2 separate regions of the Homo sapiens genome follow, and region 2 is linked to region 1. Evidence: read pairs that join two places in POLR2A ChIA-PET (ENCODE). Cell type or tissue: Caco-2. All regions are shown on one strand. Each heading gives the region's core, and the rest is flanking DNA. Links, peaks and the distances in the headings are about the cores only.

Region 1 (5,366 bases), core at 125-5,124:
TTGCCTCAGCCTCCCGAGTAGCTGGGATTACAGGCATGCGCCACCACGCCCAGCTAAATTTGTATTTTTAGTAGAGATGGGGTTTCTCCATGTTGGTCAGGCTGGTCTCAAACTCCCAACTTCAGGTGATCCACCCGCCTCGGCCTCCCAAAGTGCTGGGATTACAGGCGTGAGCCACCGGACCCGGCTATTTATTATTTTTGAGGCAAGGTCTCACTTTGTCACCCAGGCTAGAGTGTAGTGGCAAGATCTCAGCTCACTGCAATCTCCGCCTCCCAAGCTCAAGTGATCCTCCCACCTCAGCCTCCCATAGTGTTGGGATTACAGGCGTAAGCCACCATGCCTGGCCCTAATAAACATTTATTGAGCACTGACTAGGTGCCCAGGCACTGTGCCAGGGACAGGGGATATAAAGATGAGTGAGATACCTGTCCTGCCCTACTAGGGGTGCACTAGGAACAAACTGCATGGTCTGAATGCAGGAAGGAGGAGAGGAAGAAAGGCAGGAGGGAGGCGGGAGAGAGGAAAGAGATGATAATGATGATGACAAAATTCTACTTACTGAGCATTTTCCAGTGCCAGATATTGTGTCGAGCCTTCTGTAAGCAGGAGCTTGTTAATTGCTGCAAGACTACTCAGAAGGGCTGCTATGCCATTTTACAGATGTCAGGATTAGGGTCAGGGAGGGGAAGTGACCCGCTCCAGGCCACACAGTCATGGGCTGCCTCACCCCAGGCATGAGTAAGGGGCAGGGCCCGCCGTCTGGGCTCCGAGGCCAGGCCAGGCCCTTATCCCCTCTTCCCCCAGAGCCGCTGCTCTCACCTCCTCCTGGCCTGACCAGGGGCCCAAGGAACGAGCTAAGGGGATGGCGGCTAGAGACACCAGAAGGGCCACTGGGCTGGTGACCCTGGGAAGTTCTGCTCCTTCCCCATCCAGCGGAAGGGCCCAGGCTGGGCAGATGAAAGTCACAGAGAGGTCAGGAAGGGAAGATGAAGCAGAATGTATTGGCACTGCTGGCGTCCACCTCCCCTCTCACCCTCTACTCTCTCCATCCTCCCTCTCCCCCAACAACAAGGCAACCTCAGTAAGTCCACAGTCTCCACAGGGAAAAGGGGTCTGGATGGGGAGTGGGCACCCTGTCCATCCCCCTTTCTCCAGCCCCTCCCCAAGGCACAGCCTTGGCCAAATCTGATATCTCCCCACATCACCTTTGCACACGTGCTGCAGACCCCTTCTGCACTGACAGCCTCCTTGCTCATGCATCCAGATGTGTGCATTCATCCATTCATTCATTCATCCATTCAACAAGTGTTCTAAGCCTCTACTCCGGGCTAGGCCCCATGTTGGGCACTGGAGACAGGGGGCACATGGCCTCAGAGTGAAGAGAGATGTCATGAGTGATTATTGTCGATGTAGTTAGTGCTGAGACCAGGGGAGCAAATGGGGGATGGTGATGCCATGGGTTCAAAGGGGAGGGGCAATCACTCTGGTGGGGTAGCAGTCAGGGAAGGCTACCTGGAGGAGGTGATAAATTCAAAGACTGAGTAGGAGCTAGTCAGGAAGGAGGACTAAGGACAAGTGTTCCAGAAGGAATGGCATGGGTGAAGGCCTGGACTGCCATGAAACATGGCCCGCTTCAGGAATGGATAGGAGGATGGCAGGCCTAGGTCACATGGTACAAACTGGGGAGTTGGGGGGATGAGGCTGAGAGGCTGGCAGGTGCCAGGCCGGGCAGGGTGGTGTTGGCCATGGTGAAGATTTCAACTTCTCCCTGGAGCAATGGGGGGCTCTGAGCAGGGGAGTAACATGGCAAAGGTGAATTTCAGAATGCTCATCCGGGCTGCAGATATACCTGCACACACATACCTCATGTGCCTTCTTGTACACACATGCCTGCAACCTGTACCTGTACACACATACCTGTATACGAGCACTCCTGCATACATGCATACCTGCACACCCAGACACCCACAGGGGTGCACCTGAGCGCCCAGCCCTGAGCTGAGCTCTTCACAAACATGGCATCCCATTGGGTCCTCCAGGTAAGCTCATCCTATTATCTCCATTTTACAGAGGAGGAAGCCGAGGTTGGGAAAGGTGGAGGGACTTGCCCAAGTCACACAAACGACAACTCAGCAGAGCTGAGAATTGGCACCCAGGGCAACTGGAGTCCATCCTGAGCTTGTCACTGCTGGGCTCTGAGACCTCCTGGTGAAGAAGGACAGTGGCAGAGACAGCCCGACCCAGAGAAACCCAGCAACGCTACTTTCTAAGGGCATTTTTCCCTCTCATTTGGAATCCTGAGCCTCCTGCTCGTCCTGTAGGCCACACCCAGCAAACAGGTGGGTTTCATTTCCTGGAGAAACCACAGATGGAAAGTCCCAGCCATGGGCTCCGTGTGACCTGGTGGCCTTAAGAAGCTCCCCCCACCGCCCCTCAGCCCTTTAATCATTTACAAAGCAGGGCCACACAGAGCATCTATTTTCTTTCTGGAACATCAGAGCTGGCTGGGAACTGGGAGAAGAGCTGGAGCAACAGCCTGCATCCATTTCCTCTTGCTGCAATAACAACTGATCACAAGGTCAGTGGCTTAAACAACACAGATTTACTCTCTTACAGTCTGAAGTAAGAGCCAAGATGTCAGCGGGGCCGTGTTGCTTCCAGAGGCCCTAGGGAAATCCATTTCCTTGCACTTCCAGCTTCTAGAGGCCACCTGCGTTCCTTAGCTTGTGGCCTCATCCTCATTCTTCAAAGCCAGGCATGTAGCATCTTCCGGCTCCTCTCTCTCGCTCTGACCTTCCTGCCTCTCTGTTACAAGGATCCACTTTTGTGGCTAAAATGGGTCCATCCTCCCCAGCCTGAATGTGAAGACCCCCTCCTCCACGGCACCCCATTGCCCAGGACAAGGATGGGGCCCATCACTGCTGCCCAGAGGATAGGGAGACCCTCTCCAGGTTTCCTGGGAAGGCATCAAGATGTTCCCAAGGCTCAAAGAAAAAAGAAATGGCTGGGCATGGTGGCTCATGCCTGTGATCCGAGCTCTTTGGGAGACCAAGGCAGGAGAACCACTTGAGCCCAGGAGTTTGAAACCAGCTTGGACAGTGATGGGCAAACCCCATCTCTACAAAAAATAAAAAAGTTAGCTGGATGTGGTGGTGCACACCTGTAGTCCCCAACTATTTTGAAGCGAGATCACTTGAGGCCTTGAGGCTGGGAGGTTAAGGCTGCAGTCAGCCATGACTGCTCCACTGCACTCCAGCCTGGGCAACACCGTGAGCCCTGATCTCAAAAATAAATAAATAAACAAATAAAGATGCTCCCAAGGGTGCTGGGCTCTGTTGGCCCAGGCCTGTAGTCCTGCTCCCTTGCCAGAAGTAAGAGCTGGCCTAAGGGAGAGCTGAAGCTTGCTCTGACGGGGACTCCTAAGTCCCTACAGATTCTGCAGATTCTCCTAGGGATCGGTACCTCCTGGTTTGGGGAATGGTCCCAGGAGCTGATCAGTTGGGCCGCACTAGGCTCTGGACCTCCCTTCTGGGGGGAAGAGGAGGGGACTCCAGGGCCTGGGACCAAGGGCATGTCCAGGGAGCTTGGAGCAGGGAAGCCCTGCCCTGCCCTATACCTGCTGAGCAAGAAGCAAGAGCAGAAGGACTCTTGCTCCCTCTCTGAGCCTCAGGGGTCTGTTAGGAAGGTGGGGATACCCTCAAAGCCTCCCTCCTGGGTCCTGTGGGTCAGTGCAACCTGTTGAGCATGCCCTGCCTATTTAGAAGAGGCAGGGACGCCAGGGACAAATCTTGTGCTAAGCAGACATGGGCCTTCATGGGGCTTCCATGGTACCATGAAGACAGCCATGGCCCTGCCTGGGTCCTGGAGAGAAGGGGATGAGAAGGAGAGCTGCTGCTCGCTTGCAGCTCAGCTGACACCCAACACAAGCAAAAAGATCTTTCTGCTTCCAAGGCACTGAGACACGGAGGTTGTTCATTACCACAGCACAATCCAGCAAGAGGTGACCAACACACTCTCCCCAGCTGCATCTAGTTGCAGCTGGTGCACTCCCTGTAGGCCCTCTTTCTCACTTCTGTCTGCTGTTAGGGACTCTACAGCCCAGGACCCCAGGCTGGAGAAATCAGCAAGCTAGTTGATTTCTCCCTCTCCCTCAATTTCCACAATTCTTCAGTTGCTGGGGTCACACGACTCTGCAGTCCAGAACTCCTCCCCCTTAGCGATCGGCTCTTCCCCAACCCCTCCCCAACCTCTCTTCCCTGCAGCCCGAGAACTCCCTGCTTGCTGGGCATAGTGTCTGCACCCCAATTATGGGAGCAGAACAGAGGTCCCTCACCTGGGGTATGCCATGAGTAGAACTCAGGACATTCATGAACTTGGATGGAGAAAAAAAAAATCCCATCTCCATTTTCTCTAACATCTAACTACAGTGTAGTATTTCCTTCCATGATGATCATACCCAGCAAAGCCAGAAGTCAGTGGTACCTGCGGCACTGTTACCAACAGAAATCACAGCTGTCTTCTGATCACAACAAAGCTGGTGCAGATTTCTCAAAATCTCACTCATCACTCCGTTGCAGACCCGCCGCCACATCTTGTTAATGCTTAGTAAAGAGGCACATTTATTATCACATCACAAATGTGATTTATTTTTTCTTTTCTTTTTTAGATGGAGTCTCACTCTGTCAACCAGGCTGGAGTGCACTGGCGCAATCTCGGCTCACTGCAGTCACCTCCTCTCAGGTTCAAGTGATTCTCCTGCCTCTGCCTCCTGAGTAGCTGGGATTACAGGTGCATGCCACCACGCTCTGCTAATTTTTGTATTTTTAGTAGAGACGGGGTTTCACCGTGTTGGCCAGGCTGGTCTGGAACTCCTGACCTCAGGTGATCCGGCTGCCTCAGCCTCCCAAAGTACTGGGATTACAGGCATGAGCCACCACACCTTGCCACAAATGTGGTTTTTAAATGTGGTTTTTAAAAATATCTTGATAGCCATATTTCCAGTGACTCGGTTTCCTGTGTAATCCTACGTATTTGTTATGCATGTACAAAGAAGACAGGGCATGAAGGTGTCACCAGATGCCACAGCAGCCCACAGCACAGAAAAGGTCACAACCACCTACTTCAGAGAAAGGCACTGGGGACCTTGGCTATGTGGACAAGAACCAGGAGCTTGGGCTTCCCAGGCACAGCAGGGAAGCCTGCAGGGGCCTGACAGGTGGATAACCTAGTGCCCAAGGCAGGGCTGGGTGGAGGAGAGAGTGGCACCCTCTGATTGTCTGAGGTCTCTATCTCTAGAGGACAGTACCACAGATTGGAAGCCAGGTCTTTCCAGAGTCCCTGTGACCTCCTCTTTCTGCATGAAA
Region 2 (5,366 bases), core at 232-5,231, 430 kb before region 1:
GGACCATTTGGGAGGTTGTAGTTGTGATTGGGCACAGGGATAGTGGCCTGGGTGAGGGTTCAGAGTGGGATGGTGGGAAGTGGTCCAATTTAGGCTGCATTTGGTGTCGCTAACAGGAAGGGAGTTATGACAGGGAGCCGAGCAGCCAAGAACCCCAATTCTTGGCTTGTGTGGCTTGGTGCCATTTCCTGGGGTGGGGGGCCCTGAGGGAGAGGAATTGCTGTGGGGGCGCGGAACTGCCTGTTAGCTTCTAAGAGGAGGTGCTGAGGATGAGGGCGCTGGGGTGGGCTGAAGAGGATGGAGGTGGCGGGCATGGTGACGAGGCGTAGTGCCAAATGGGTGGAACATGCAGATGAGGGAGAGGAGAGGGCCGGCTTCTGCACAGAGGAGGGTGGAGTGTGGGCAGGGGACCCAAAGCTGCAAATACAAGGAGCATTGGCCCTGGGTGGGCTTTCGTGGGGTGGGGGAGGGGGGAGCAGGGATGAGAACGCAGACCGCACCCTGTGAGGTCTGCTTGTCATGGCACAGGCCCCCACCCTAGGAGGAAGATGTGGAGGGATGGTCTGCTGCTTGAGGTGGATACTGACCAGACATCACTCGCTTCTCTTCTGAGTTTCACTGTGGTGGGAGTGGGGACGGGAGAGTGGGCAGGGTGGTGGCCAAGGGACTGCCTTGAAGGTGGGCTCTGGTCAGACTGGCAAGGGGCTGCCTCCTGCTGCATGCTGGGAAGGTCCAGGAGAGCGGGAGGTTGAAGGGAGCGAGGTCCTGAGAAGGTACCGGTGGCCTTCACGGGGCAGGTGGCTGAGGCAGGATGCTCGTTTCTCCCTGTGGGAGGAAGGCAGACCCTGCGCCGGTTTGGCGGCGGGTTGGGCTGGGTTTATTTTTACAGGGAAATGTAAGGCATGAGGGGCAGTGAGAGCTCCGAGGACGTGGGCGTGGGCTTCTGGGCAGGATGGGAGCCCACTCAGGCCCTGGGAGATGGGCCATGGAGGCACGTGCACCTGTAGCCTGTGCTGTGCTCGGTGGAGGTTGGCCTGCTGCTGGCACCCCAGCGGCTCAACATGTCCGAAAGAAGCCCTCTGAGTGTGGGGCTGGCTGCAGAGCTGAAGGGCGGGTGTCACTTCCCAGCATCCTGGGCCACAGGAGCTCCAGGATGGACAAGCTGAACTCAGCCACTTGTGCTCCTTTTTGGTTCGCCGGGGCAGAGGCCGCTTCATGCTCGTGAGAGGTGAGAGGAAGAAGCCTTCCTGGGAGGAAAATCCTGGGCAGAGGTTGGGGTTGGAAGGAGAGCAAAGCTGAGGGTTTGGTGTGCCCAAGACTTGGGCCTAAGTCAGGTGATATGTTTTTCTTGAATCCCACAAGCATTAAGCATGTGTTATATATGTATGAGGTATTGGAGGAATGTGGAGATGAGAAAAAGGTAAGAATCTGCCTTCAAGAAACTTCCAGCTTACTGGGGAAACAGAGAGATGGAGAACTAGTTGCAAAGGAGGGCGGAAGGTGATGCGGCCGGGTGGACTTTAGGTAAGCTCTGGAATACTCTGTGGAGGAGGTGGCGTGTGGGCATCCTCTCACCTGGGTGATGGGCGCAGACCAAGGACGTGCTCGCGGGGCCATTGTGCACAGAGATGTGGAGGGGTGGCTGGCAGGGGACACAGTTGCAACAGCAGGTCGGGGCTGGCCTGCAGAGGGCTTTAACACCAGCTCGGGATCCAAGACCCCCGCCATGGATGCCCGTAGCACTCCACACGTGGCCTTGACACTTGCCTAGCGGCATTTAATTCTCTACAAAATGCATTGCTTAAGGTTCGTCTTCCCTGCTAGAAGATGAGCCGCAGGAGGCCAGGGACTGTCTGTCTTGCCCACTGCTGTATCCCAGTGCCCAGCAGAGACTGGCACACAGCAGGCACCCGGAAGCAGGAATCAGTGGTTCGGTGGGGAGTTGGTGGGGAGCTGGGGAAGTATGTAACTGGTGCCTCTGTGGTGTGTGTGAGAGATGAGGATTGGGATTTAGGAAACTCATGGGCAGCTGGCTGGATGCTGGTGATGGGACTGTGGATGCTGGTGATGGGACTGGGGCCTTGGCCCAGATAAGGGATGTTGAAGGCCCCAAGCAGCACAGAGAGAGGCCCTGGGCTGGGAAGCGGAGGGTGGAGGTGGGAGCTGGTGCTGAGGAAGAGGGAGGGGTTCTTAATGACCCTAGGCACATGCCTGAGAGGAGGACTCCGGCAAAGGTAGCTCAGCCAGGGGTGCAGAGTTTGAGGAGCTCTGGTAGACATGTTGCATGGGCTGAATGGGAGGCTGGCAGGGCTGCCAGGACCCAACCCCTGGTAGAGTGGGGAATCTGGGGCCAAAGAGATTCCCAGAATCCTCTGCTGTGCCCTGCTTGTTCTCCAGCCTCAGGCCCTTGCCCACACCCTTGCTGTGTCAAGGTCCAGCCACCCTGGCTGCCTCTCTTCCTCACACTCCTGGAGCCGCTGATCAGTTTGGCCCTGTTCGAAGAACCCTTTACCCCACTGGGCAACCCCTGGTGTTTCTTTGGGGCTCAGCTGAGGCTTCGCTCCCTCTGAGAGGCCTCGCCTGGCCCCCTAGATCGGGGCTGGTCTCCTGGGCCTGCTTGCCTGGGTGTCCCCACCCCACCCAGCACTCAGCCACACCCCTGCCGTAGGGACACCGGGGTCTTTGTTGGGGAGGGGCAGCCAGCTGGTTAGAATTTGGGGTGGTAGGGGGCTGTCTGCAGACACAGCTTCTCTTTACTTGGGGTTCCTTGGTGGGGGCTGATGGAGATTCACATGAGGCAGGCTAAGGCCCACCACCTTGCACTCAGCACCTAGCTTTGCTGCTCCTGTGAGGCCAGACACCTCATCTGTCCTATTTCCTGCTAGCCCTAGGAAGGTCCTGCAGACACTCGGTACATATCTGTGAAATGGCTGTGACAGTGGCAGGGGCCCTCGTGCAGAGCATGATACAGACACAGGAGGGGGCAGGTCAGCCCTGGAGAATCCGTGGAGAAAGGAAGCTGGTGCCCCGCCTGGGGCAGGTGAGTGGAATGGGCAGGGAGACTGAGTGGCCACTGTTGCCCTGGTGCCAGGCAGCCAGCACCGGAGGTGGGTATGGGGCCTGTGAGAGGGCAGTTCTGAGTGCTGTGGAGCCAAGCAGAGGAGCAGTGGGCTGGAGAGAAAGGAGGGTGAGGTTGGCACAGTGGGGAGGAAGAAGGAGGCAGGTGGGCATGGGGGGCCCCTGGGGTACCTGAGTGCCACTGCAGGCGGAGGGCGGAGGGAGGGAGCTGAGGAGAGGACCAGAGAGGCCCAGGTCAGGGTTGAGCCGGGAGGATGGCTTGCTTTCATTCACTCAGCAAACACTGTCAGAGCCCTCTCTGTTCCAGTCTGGGGACAAGTGCTGGGGCGCTGCGGTGAACAAGACAGGCAGCACCGTCCCTCCTGGAGGATTTTCCCTCTTGGACTTATTCCAGCAGAACCTGGGAAACACTCTATATGTTCAGCAGTTGGGGATTGTTAGGGGGCTGGAGGGAGCAGTCATCCTATGGGCTGTCAGATGACGCGATTATCCATTTATTTGTCCAGAAAGATGCGGATAATCTGTTATTCGTGGGGAAGGCAGCTGCAAAGACTGCAGGTGAAGGACAATGCTTTTTTGTAAAAAAGCAGAAATCTGCATTCTTGATCCGTCCGTCTGTCTGTCCATCTACATGAACACAGGCCCAGGTAGTGATGAGCTTATCTCTGGGTGGTGGGGATATGAGGGTTTTTGGAAAATTCTTAATGCTTTTCCTGCTTCCAAAGATAGTTATGAAAATGCCAACATGGCCGGGCATGGTGGCTCGCCTGTAATCCCAGCACTTTGGGAGGCTGAGGCAGGCGGATCACGAGGTCAGGAGATTGAGACCATCCTGGCCAACATGGTGAAACCCCGTCTCTACTAAAATACAAAAAATCAGCCGGGTGTGGTGGCACACGCCTGTAATCCCAGCTACTCGGAAGGCTGAGGCAGGAGAATCGGTTGAATCCGGGAGGGGGAGGTTGCGGTGAGCCGAGATTACACTACGGCACTCCAGTCTGGGCAACAAAGCAAGACTCCGTCTCAAAAAAAAAAAAAAAAAAAAAAAAACCCTAACATTACTGAACCACAAAAGAAAAAGTAGTGGCGGGTCAGTTTTAACCTTGCTTTATGTTTTTCGTATTTGATTTTTAAATCTTTCTACCATATCCACATACTACTTTTGTAATAAGAAAAAAAAAGAAAGGAAACTGAATAAAAAGATCTCCCCGCTAACAAGCGCCGGAGGATGGTGCATCTTGGGCAGAGAGGAGGGGGCTTGTCCTTCTAGTCAGGAGGGAGAGGAAGGAGAGGGGCCTTGCTCACATCTGTTGGGATAAAGGAAGGGGAGGTGAGTTCTTGGTAGGTGCTTTGGCCCAGAGACCCCCTGAGAGGGAGTGGGCAGTCGGGGCTGGGGGATTCAGGGAGTGAGAGGTATTGGGGAAAAGTGTTTGAGAGTCCATGTGAGCTGGACCCAGGGAGAGGAGGCAGCCTAGATCCTGATTCCTCAGGGGGCCTTTGGACTGGGGAGAGTTGTGGCCAGCAGTTCCCTGGCGGGCATCTGCAGCCTTCCTGGTGACCTCTGGGACCCAGCTTCTGTTCTCAGGACCCCAGCACATGTGAGTTGGATCCAGAATTCAGTCCCAAAGTTGAGGTGCTCTTTCTCCTGCCTGGGCCCTGGATGGGGGGTTTGGTGGTTAAGAACCAAGGGACGAACGGTTCAATTTCTCTCAGTGCTTGTGATGCTGCTGGGAGTATTTTCCTGAATCCCAGTGAAGAGGCGAAGCCCCTGATGGGTCCAGCTTCATCCACCATCCTCCCCTGAGCAGGTGACATCAAGGGATACCTGGGACAACACCCAGGAGTAGACGGACCTGTGAGGATGGGGCTCAGAGCTGCGGCGATGAGACGTACTCCACAGTGGCTGGGGCTCTGGGAGGCTTCCTCTCCTGGCAGGGCAGCTGGCTGTATCCCCAGTTCTGGCCCCGAGGCCGGGCCTTTGCTGGCCTGTAGTGAGATCTCCCAGTCTGAGCCTGGACAGATTTCTTGACCCTTGTTATTTACATGAGACAAAGTTGGGGCTTTTCAAAAGGGACACTGCAAAGGCAGGCCGAGTGCAGCACCTCATCTCCAGGTAACTGGACCCAGCCCCGGGCAGGACAGGCAGGTGGGCGGGCTGCGGACGGAACAGCCTGCTCCTGCTCCCCACCTCTGCTTGGTGAGATTGGGCCTGGCCCTTGCTGGGCTGACGGACTGCGCACACCCTCTAGAGCCAGCTCCTGCCCTCTGCAAGGGGTGGGGAGCGTGGT

What was found. Peaks named below come from ENCODE experiments on the same cell type or tissue, not always from the same donor. Only the 100,000 strongest peaks of a DNase experiment are listed, where the experiment ranks them.
Region 2: POLR2A ChIA-PET joins it to region 1 with 5 read pairs; 9 of 35 experiments call an interaction of 5 or more read pairs at or near these places.

The regions. Positions count from the first base shown.
Region 1 is chr9:129,577,978-129,583,343 of GRCh38, forward strand. LOC105376292 (a long non-coding RNA gene) reads left to right here. Exons shown (of 5, transcript NR_188669.1): 2 at 2,074-2,342; 3 at 2,502-2,581; 4 at 4,670-4,791. Among named protein-coding and RNA genes, the nearest start is that of C9orf50, 40 kb to the right of the region's middle. RefSeq lists an enhancer at 2,605-2,654. In Caco-2, for the core only: no CTCF peak of the experiment used is centred there; a DNase peak (open chromatin) is centred at 2,425.
Region 2 is chr9:129,150,040-129,155,405 of GRCh38, forward strand. No RefSeq gene overlaps it. Among named protein-coding and RNA genes, the nearest start is that of IER5L, 26 kb to the right of the region's middle. In Caco-2, for the core only: no CTCF peak of the experiment used is centred there; no DNase peak of the experiment used is centred there.